Regions from separate parts of the Homo sapiens genome. Here all the other regions are linked to region 3. Evidence: chromatin contacts called from ENCODE Hi-C data. All regions are on one chromosome and are shown on one strand. The core of a region is the stretch at or near the end of the contact, and the rest is flanking DNA. Distances in the headings are between cores, read along the strand shown. Region 1 holds the start of ATF6-DT (ATF6 divergent transcript). Region 2 holds the start of SDHC (succinate dehydrogenase complex subunit C). Region 3 holds the start of IGSF8 (immunoglobulin superfamily member 8).

Region 1 (2,717 bases), core at 98-2,597, 1.7 Mb before region 3:
CTGTCACTAATGCATTTGGCTTGGGAAAATGGGAATAAAAAATCTTAAGTTTTCCAGCAACTCTTAAAAAATCTACCCAAGGATTAAAATAAATCTCCAATAGAATATAGTTTTAGAGAACATCTGTCCTTGAAACAATTAAATGACTTTGTTCAATAAAAAGTTGAGATTCCTTCCACTCCTGCTATTGAGAATGCTGATCCAAGGGAGAAAGATAAACTGGGTTCCCCCCAGTTCCAAGGCTGATGAGTGGTGTAGGCTCACTAGCGGGCCCATTTGGGAACCTACACAATCCCAAATTCATATTGGAACCTAAGAACAATATTACTATTATATCTTGCAATCAAGAGGAGAATAAAAGTCTCCTCTAAATACTTAGATAACAAAGTTTCTTCATTCTCATTTCCACTTCATCCCATTCCACCCTTCCTGACCACCAAAACCAAACAAAATATCCATTAACAAGAAAATTAAGAGCTGTATCTGGAGAGCAGTCAGGATTACACCATAAGTATTAGGTGTAGCTAAGCAGGGACCCGAGGTCAGGTGCTTGGGTGTTTTGCTTTTCTGCCAAGACGGACATCAGGCTTAAACCAATAGTAAAAGCTGTAAGATTAGAATTTCTTGTATATAACCACATTCTCTCATATACACCAAACACACAAAAACCCACTCCATTGTGCTCACCGCCCACATTTCACACTCAGGAAATAGCTTGTAGCCTTTTTGGCGGTCCCAGCCATTTTGCTCTAAACCTCCTAAAGACGTCCAGTGTTAGCCACACAAAAAGATCACCCGGTACTTCCCCAGTGGGAATAGTGAAAAACGACAGTTAACTCCAGTTAGACAATATTCTACTCTCCCTGTGGCCAGGACAGAAGCCGAACGATACTCCCAGACTCTTCCAGGGGCACGAACAGGAGTGACGAGGGGCCTCACTCCCCAGGCAGGGTTGGTCCACACCTGTCACCACGAGTGGGCGGAAGTAGGGAGGAAGAAACCTTTAGACGCGAACCCGAGCCACCCTGGTACATTCTCAGATCCCACTCACCCCAATCTTCATCCAGCCTGTGAAAGAGTCCCGGGCTAAAAGGTGACTCCATGGTGCCGGCAACCCCAGCCGGCTCCCCCATTTCACAAGTTCCTTCTCCCTGGAACTCCGTGATTAATATCTGGGACGGCGGCGGCAGGCGGACAAAATACTCCGTAACGCTGACGAGACGGTGGCCTAGTAAAGACAAACTACTTTTGCCGCACGAGGGATTTGTACGACACAGGAAAACGTCAGAGACTAAGCAAATTTGAATAGACCTCTGAGTAAATATTTCCCTTTTGGAGTTTTCAGGACTTTCTGTCCCGCTGTTTTATGGGGAAGGCGGGGGAAGACACGCAGACATCAATTCGACTAAACAAAGTTTATCAATAATATTAAAAATAAAAAGTAAAGCCCCTTTCTGAACATTATGGCTTATTCCTTGATTATCCTTCTTAATGCCACAGCGTGGCTATCTCAGAACAAAATTAGAGACTAACAGTAAATTTACTTTAATTTTTACGAATAATTCTCTATCAATGTAAAAATTTTTCATATACGCGTGTATGAAAGAAAAACACTACTATTTTTCCACATTCGTGAAAACTGCTTAACTGGGACAGTAACCGAGGTAAGTGGTACTATAAAACATACTTCTAGAAAGACTACTTTTATTTAAATAAATTGAAACAAAGCAAATATAAAAAGATAAACCCCCCAAATTTATCTCCTAAAGATAAATTTCTAAAGCATAGTATTTAGTCAAAGTCCAAGCGAGTCTACCCTAAGACCTACAGTAATCGAAGTTCCCAATATTTGTATTACTAAAGATTCGGGTTTTATTTAAAGGAAAATCACATACATCACGAACTCCAACTGAAAATATGAACTGAGTTTGATAAAGCAGTTTCAAGAACGCTACTTAAGAGAATTTCTTTTTCATCCATTTTAAATTTCAGCGGCCAGTGAATATTTAAAATACTGTAACCGACGAATACGTATGCTTCTAGGACCACGTGGAATCTTTCCCATGGTAGGTAAGCAAAACAAATGTGCTTCCCAGAACCCTCCAAACTGCTCGTGGGTATATTACTACAGATTACATAATGCAGCAGCGTTCCGGGACGCAAGCCCAGAAAAAGATAATTAAATCCCCTTACGTCAGATGTAACTACTTTTGTCATTAGAAAACTAATAAATTTTCACTTAAGGTGAAATTTATAACACTTTAATTCTCACCCAATTACAAATTCAAAAATTGACATAAAAAACTAAAATAAGGCCGGGCGCGGTGGCTCACGCCTGTAATCCCAGCACTTTGGGAGGCCGAGGCGGGCGGATCACGAGGTCAGGAGTTCGAGACCAGCCTGGCCAACATAGTGAAACCCTGTCTCCACTAAAAATACAAAAAGTTAGCCAGGCGTGGTGGCGGGCAAGTAGCTGTAATCCCAGCTACTCGGGAGGCTGAGGCAGGAGAATCGCATGAACGCGGGAGGCAGAGGTTGCAGCGAGCGGAGATCGCACCACTGCACACCAGCCTGGTCGACATTGCGAGACTGCGTCTCAAAAAAAAAAAAAAAAAAAAAACCTAAAATAAAATAAAATCATCGAGTCTTCTGTATCCCACTAGACACCTTAGTCTTTTAAGAAAATCACCATGACAAATCGCCAATTTTTTTAATTT
Region 2 (2,700 bases), core at 80-2,579, 1.2 Mb before region 3:
CAGTGGACAGCGCTGCACAACTCAAAATGATACTGTATGGATACACTTAATGACTATAATGATCCTCAGCTTTTAAACACTAATTCCAAAACTCCTAAAATGAACTGTTTGGAACCAATATGATCACTTCAAACTAAATGTTAATTTTACCAAAAGCCCCTAACATCGATACCAAAATATATCAGAGAATTCAAAAGCATTCAATTATGGTCAAACCATCTGGAATAAAGAAGACAGCACTGGCAAGACAAGCCTTGGCATACCTTAGACAGAAGATACATATGGAGATGAAAAACAGGGAGAAAATGAAGGATTAAGATAACCCTGATTTCAACTCCAAGAGGAATCATTTTGTCACAGAAAAACTAAACAAAGTCCCTCTATTTTTAAACTGGGTGACTGAAGTGGAAAGAGAAATGAGAACACATTTGGGGAAATCAGGGATTGAAATCTCAACAGCATTGAAGCTAACTTTCCATAACAAACAATTTCCAAAAATAAGGCTGGCACAAAACTATGCTGGGATTTGTACCAGGCGTGTCTAAAGGCGCTAGTCGCTGTGACTAGAGAGGCTGAGCAGAGAATGAGACCTAGACAGCGGAAAGTTCAGAATGAAAGAAAATCTAGGGTATTTCTCTGGACAACTAATTCACATTTTAGAGAAAAACTGGGACACTCACTCTCCCTCCCAAGTAAAATGATTAACTAAAAATGAATTCCCCGGGTTGCTCTGGGGCAGCAGAGGTCCGCCCTGGGTGCTAATGCTAATCGCCACCCCAGTAGGGATCCACCCTTTGCCAGCAGCCCGCTGGGAACCCAGACAGCGCCCACTCACGGTGGGAGCAGCTAGTGTCTGAAGGCATTCGAAGCAAAGGCAAAATACACGAAGATCTCTCTCTCCGAAGCTAAATGTCTAAATACGCTCTCGAAATCGTAGGACCCATGGGTGGCTGACCTTGAAGTTATTTTCTCAGAGCTCGGCTCTGGGTGCAGGCCCGAGAGCAATTTGCGTTAGAAGTACTAGAGGAGGTGGGGAAAACAGAAGGGGCGAGAGCCGAGGGCCCCTCGATACGAAGTCAGTGACCCCGAAGCCCTACGGAGCGCACCGGAGCGGCTGGGGGGGACGGGAAAAGGGGTCTCTAGGATCCCCGAGCGCTTGGCCTCCACACCCATGGGTCCTTTCCCTGCCCAGGCACAGGATAAACAGTTATCAGCAAAACGTGAGGGGCCAGTTCAGATCTCCGGAGGGCCGCAGGCACCAACTCCCAGTCCCACTGAAGTCACCTCAGCAACAGCGCAGCCATCTTGGGTTCCGGTCTGGACGGAAGTGACGCCAGGCGGCCCCGCCACCCGAGGGCGGAGGCGCGCCGGCTGGGGGTCGGGGTTGGGGGTGTCATGTGACGAGAGTCTCTTTAAAAGGCTCTGGAGCTTCTCCGCTCAGCTCTGCCTAGCTGGTTTGCTGGTTGTTTTCTGGTTTTTTAGTCTCCTCCTCCGCCTCCTGCAGCCGACTTCTACCGGAATTTGCCAGGATTTCGGCAGAAACGCCGCTGGCTCAAAATCTGCAGTCTACGTTCCACCTGCGTACATATTCATTTTGTATCGCACTCCCAAACAGCAAACGGCGGACTTGTTTAGATTCTTCCTTAAGGACTTCGCAGTCTGTTGCGTTCCCCCTGCCTCCCAGGTCGGCCTAAAAACGTGGTGGTTGGCCGGTTGAGACCCCGAAGAGAAAAGATACTTTGGGTTCCCTCCCTTTCTAATACGAAGCTTTAACCAGACAGATACATAAATTGTGACCTAAGTTGGGGAGTGTGTAGAGGGGCCTCGAGAAGACCTTGCGGACCACCATTCCCGAAAACGAGGAGCCTCATCTAACCACCTCGATTAGACCCCACAATTCCTGGGTTTGAGCTGCCACATGGACCAGGCGCCCACTAGCCGAGGACAATGCTCCCTTGTTCGTTGTTTCAGCGCTATGTGGGTGACACCCACAGCTAGAAGAACCCGGAGTGAGGGGAAGAACACGCTTTGATTTATATATGTGTATATATATATATACAGTTTTAGGGAACCCAAGCACAGGAATCAACTGCCGAGCACTCAAGACTGAAGAAAGAAGAAGAGCAAATGATAAAGGAAGGGAACAGAGCACAAAAGTTCTTGACTCTTGTGGGGAGTAGGGTGGAGAGGAGTAAAAGGGACAGGCTAGAGCAACTCCTATTTCTACAAAAAAAATACTCAATTATATTAATATTCAGATCTTATGTATATTTAGCATCCCTGCACTTCAGGATTTAAATAGCACAAATTCACTTATTTCTGCATCAGATGAATAATACTACTTTGCATTTCTATAATGCTTGACAAAGCACATTCGTACACTTTAGGATTGAAAGAGGCTCTCTAATCCAATCTACTATCTATGCAGGGATCTCCTCTGCAACACCCATAACAGCTGATCTTCAAGACTCTACCCCCCCATATTCAATGATGGGTACCTCAAACAACAAGTTTTATTTAATGAACAACTTATTCGTTAGTTATTATATTTAAATACAGTTTTGTGCTATCGAAATTCCAGTCATTGACTTGGCTCTCTGGAGCTTCACGTTAACAAACCCAAGGAATGCCTTTTTCACTCAGATCTTTTTTGGTTTTTCTTTTTCTTTTTCTTTTTCTTTTATTTTGAGACGTAGTCTC
Region 3 (2,788 bases), core at 167-2,666:
GAGAGGGGAGAGGGAGGATGTTGGAGGGTAGAGGGTGGTAAATGGGCTCTGGGGTCACCTCCCACTGACAGCCACTCTGACAGCCTTGGCTTTGCAAACCTGGCCATCTCTTCTCCCCATTCTGGTCTCATCCTTCCTGCCCCTGCCCACTTCCCATCTTTACAGTTCAGGAAGAGACAGAGCACCTGGGAAGGGTGCCTCCTCCATTCTCCCACCTCCAGGGCAAGCCCCACTCTTCCTAGAACAGAGCAATGTTCATCTCTTCCCACTGTCACTGAACATAGAGACTCCTTCACCTAAATGCCAGGTCTAAACTAAGCCTCTTAGGAAGCAGTTCAAATAATAATTCAAAACCTAAAACAAAATAATCCTTATCTCCCATTTTGTGTTAGTTTCCTGTGCCAAACACTTTATGTACATTACCTATCATCACAATAACCCTTTGGGTGATGTGATCAACCTCAATTCAATTTGCAGAGGAGAAAACTGAAGTTGAAGGAGGTTAAACAACTGGGCTAGGATCACCCAACCCAGAAATGACGTCACATGGACGGCCCCCTCTCCTAATCCATTTTTCTTTTGGTTTTGCCCTCTGAGGGGGTGAAAAACAGGTCTCCAGTGACCTTCTGGATCCTGGAAGCGCCCTTCAGCTCAAACCCTTCGCATTCAGGAACTCCTGGCTTCCGCCAACCCCTACTTCAGCAGGGTTTGCAGCGAGGACTATGGCTCAGAGCAAATAACTGAATTCTAAATGCGTGGTCACAGTCACCTCGCCAATCCCAGGGACCCTGCACCCAACTCTCCAGGAAAGGCTGGCAGGTGCGGGGTGGAATGCGCTCTGTGCGAGGGTGGGTGGGAATTTCGATGCGCAGAGGTGCAGTTAGCTCACTCCTGCGGGGGCCTCGGGCGGAGCCAGGGCCAGGGGCGGGGCGAGGCCGGGGTCCAGGGCGGAGCCAGGATTGGAGGCTGACGTTAGCCCTGCGGGGACGGGGAAGGGGTGCGGCTTGGGACTGGGGCGGGGCCGGGGCCCGGGGAGGAGCCAGGATTGGAGTCCGACTGTAGTCCTGGTGGGGCGGGGCGGGGGAGGGGCCGGAACTGGGGCTGGGCCGAGGCCCGGGGCGGATCCAGGGCTGGAGTCTTGGCGGGGCGGGGCGGGGAGGGGCGGGGCCGGGGCGGGGCTGGGACTCGATGCGACTCAAAGGTGAGTTTCGAGGGGCGGGGCGGGGCCGGGGCCAGGTGCGGAGCAAAGGCCGGAGTCTGGCGGGGGTGGGGCAGGCAGGGCCAAGGCTGGGTCCGGGGCGGGGCGGGCCTAGACGGGGCGGTGGAAGGGGCGGTGCCGGGGCGGGCCGGGGCGAGAATGGTTTCAGAACTGCCGAGGGCTGGAGGGAAAGCAGCGGGAGGGGCGGAGGGAGGGGATTCGGCAGCTCCAGTTCAGCTCGCTCGGCGCACCCACGCCTCGCTGCCCCGCTTCCTGCCCTCAACCTGGGCATGCGCCCCCCACCCTTCCGGCCCCCCAGAACCCGCGCCATCCCCCGGAGCCTCCCCAGAGCTGGCCGCGCAGGATGGGCGCCCTCAGGCCCACGCTGCTGCCGCCTTCGCTGCCGCTGCTGCTGCTGCTAATGCTAGGTAAGCCAGGCCCCCGTTCCGGTTCCCGGCCCTGCCGGGCAGGTGCCTGCCATCCAGCACCCCCCTAGCATTTCGGGGCTCCTCACATCCTCCTCCGTCAGGGGTACCTCCAGCCTCCCCGGGGTCGGCGTCCAGCTGCGCTTTGTGGCTGTCCGCCGAGCCAGTCTTGGGAAGAGTGCAGGCTCCCCAGCTCTAAGCCAGGGACTGGGGCGTAGAGAGGACCCACTAAGGTGCTGCCCCAGGCACTGCTCGGCCTCCCGGGGCAGGCCACACATCTCAGCTAGCATACCCACGTACTGGGGTCGCTGCACCAAATGCTGCGACTCCTTTCTGCCCCACACTCAGCTCCAGGCCTGGCCTTGGGTGCCCGCCCTACGAGGGCAGTGCCTGCCCAGCTTCATAATTGCCCCAGAGTTGGCTGGAGGCCCAGAGGCCAGTTCTGCCCACGATCTTTGAAGTAAGTCTCTCCCAGTTGCGCTCCACGCACTTCATCAACTGGGGGCAGTTCCCTCTCTCACCCCCATCTCCACCCTGGGTTGGGTCCCTCTTTGCCCTTCTTCCTGTCTCCCAAATGGCACTTGGCTCTGCAGCCACCCATCAGTTTTCACACCGCTTAGTTCCAGCTTCCTTGCCTCAGGAGAAACCAGGTTCCATGGAGACTGATCCTGGGATCTCCAAGCACCTTGTGCCTGCTGTGGTGGGTGTTCATGGTGGGGTGTTCTGGGCCAATCTTGCATGGATGCATGGGGATAATGACAGTGGAATTGTTTTTGGCCTGAACTGGAGGGCTCCCTGTAGGAGGTGGTCTGGGGAAGAGTATGGCATGGAGACAGTGAAACTGCCAGTACAGATGTTGATGAGGCTGAAGCCCTTGAAATGAGAGTGAAGCGTGGGGGTGGGGATGGTGACTTCAGAGCTGCTGTCGTCAAGGCAGAGGCTGAAGGTAGCCCCAGCTGCCTGTTTCTAGACCAGAGCTCCACAGTGGCACCAAGCAAAGCCTTCCCCTGCTGCAGGTCCCTGGGCCCTGCAGGGTTAGGATGAGTCCTCTCCCTGGTCCCTGGGCAGGTGGCAGGAGGATGTACAGAGAGGAAGGCGCTGTGGGGCCTGGGTTGCCTAGCACTTGGTGTGTTTTCCCCAGTGGGCAGCATGGAGCAGGGAGGAG

What was found. Hi-C counts contacts between places; a loop is a spot of excess contacts on that map. Pooled maps may share reads with other maps.
Region 1: a pooled map shows a loop between it and region 3 (4-fold over the local background). The contact joins the promoter of ATF6-DT here to the promoter of IGSF8 in region 3. A Hi-C loop is called at or near these places in 8 of 50 pooled maps.
Region 2: a loop to region 3 is called in a pooled map, with 7 times the contacts of the local background. The contact joins the promoter of SDHC here to the promoter of IGSF8 in region 3. A Hi-C loop is called at or near these places in 8 of 50 pooled maps.

What each region holds. Positions count from the first base shown.
Region 1 is chr1:161,764,777-161,767,493 of GRCh38, reverse strand. It overlaps ATF6-DT (ATF6 divergent transcript), which reads left to right and starts at 1,347. Exons shown (of 3, transcript NR_187280.1): 1 at 1,347-1,664; 2 at 1,993-2,070. ATF6 (activating transcription factor 6) reads right to left here and starts at 1,174. Exons shown (of 16, transcript NM_007348.4): 1 at 1,052-1,174. The coding sequence starts at 1,133. It overlaps LOC124904444 (a long non-coding RNA gene), which reads right to left and starts at 1,045. Exons shown (of 2, transcript XR_007066695.1): 1 at 688-1,045. RefSeq lists enhancers at 1,167-1,246, 1,277-1,356.
Region 2 is chr1:161,313,010-161,315,709 of GRCh38, reverse strand. It overlaps SDHC (succinate dehydrogenase complex subunit C), which reads right to left and starts at 1,329. Exons shown (of 6, transcript NM_003001.5): 1 at 1,285-1,329. The coding sequence starts at 1,304. RefSeq lists silencers at 1,279-1,348, 1,379-1,438 and an enhancer at 990-1,753.
Region 3 is chr1:160,097,247-160,100,034 of GRCh38, reverse strand. IGSF8 (immunoglobulin superfamily member 8) reads left to right here and starts at 1,416. Exons shown (of 7, transcript NM_052868.6): 1 at 1,416-1,626. The coding sequence starts at 1,563. RefSeq lists a silencer at 832-1,661 and enhancers at 2,228-2,754, 2,755-2,788.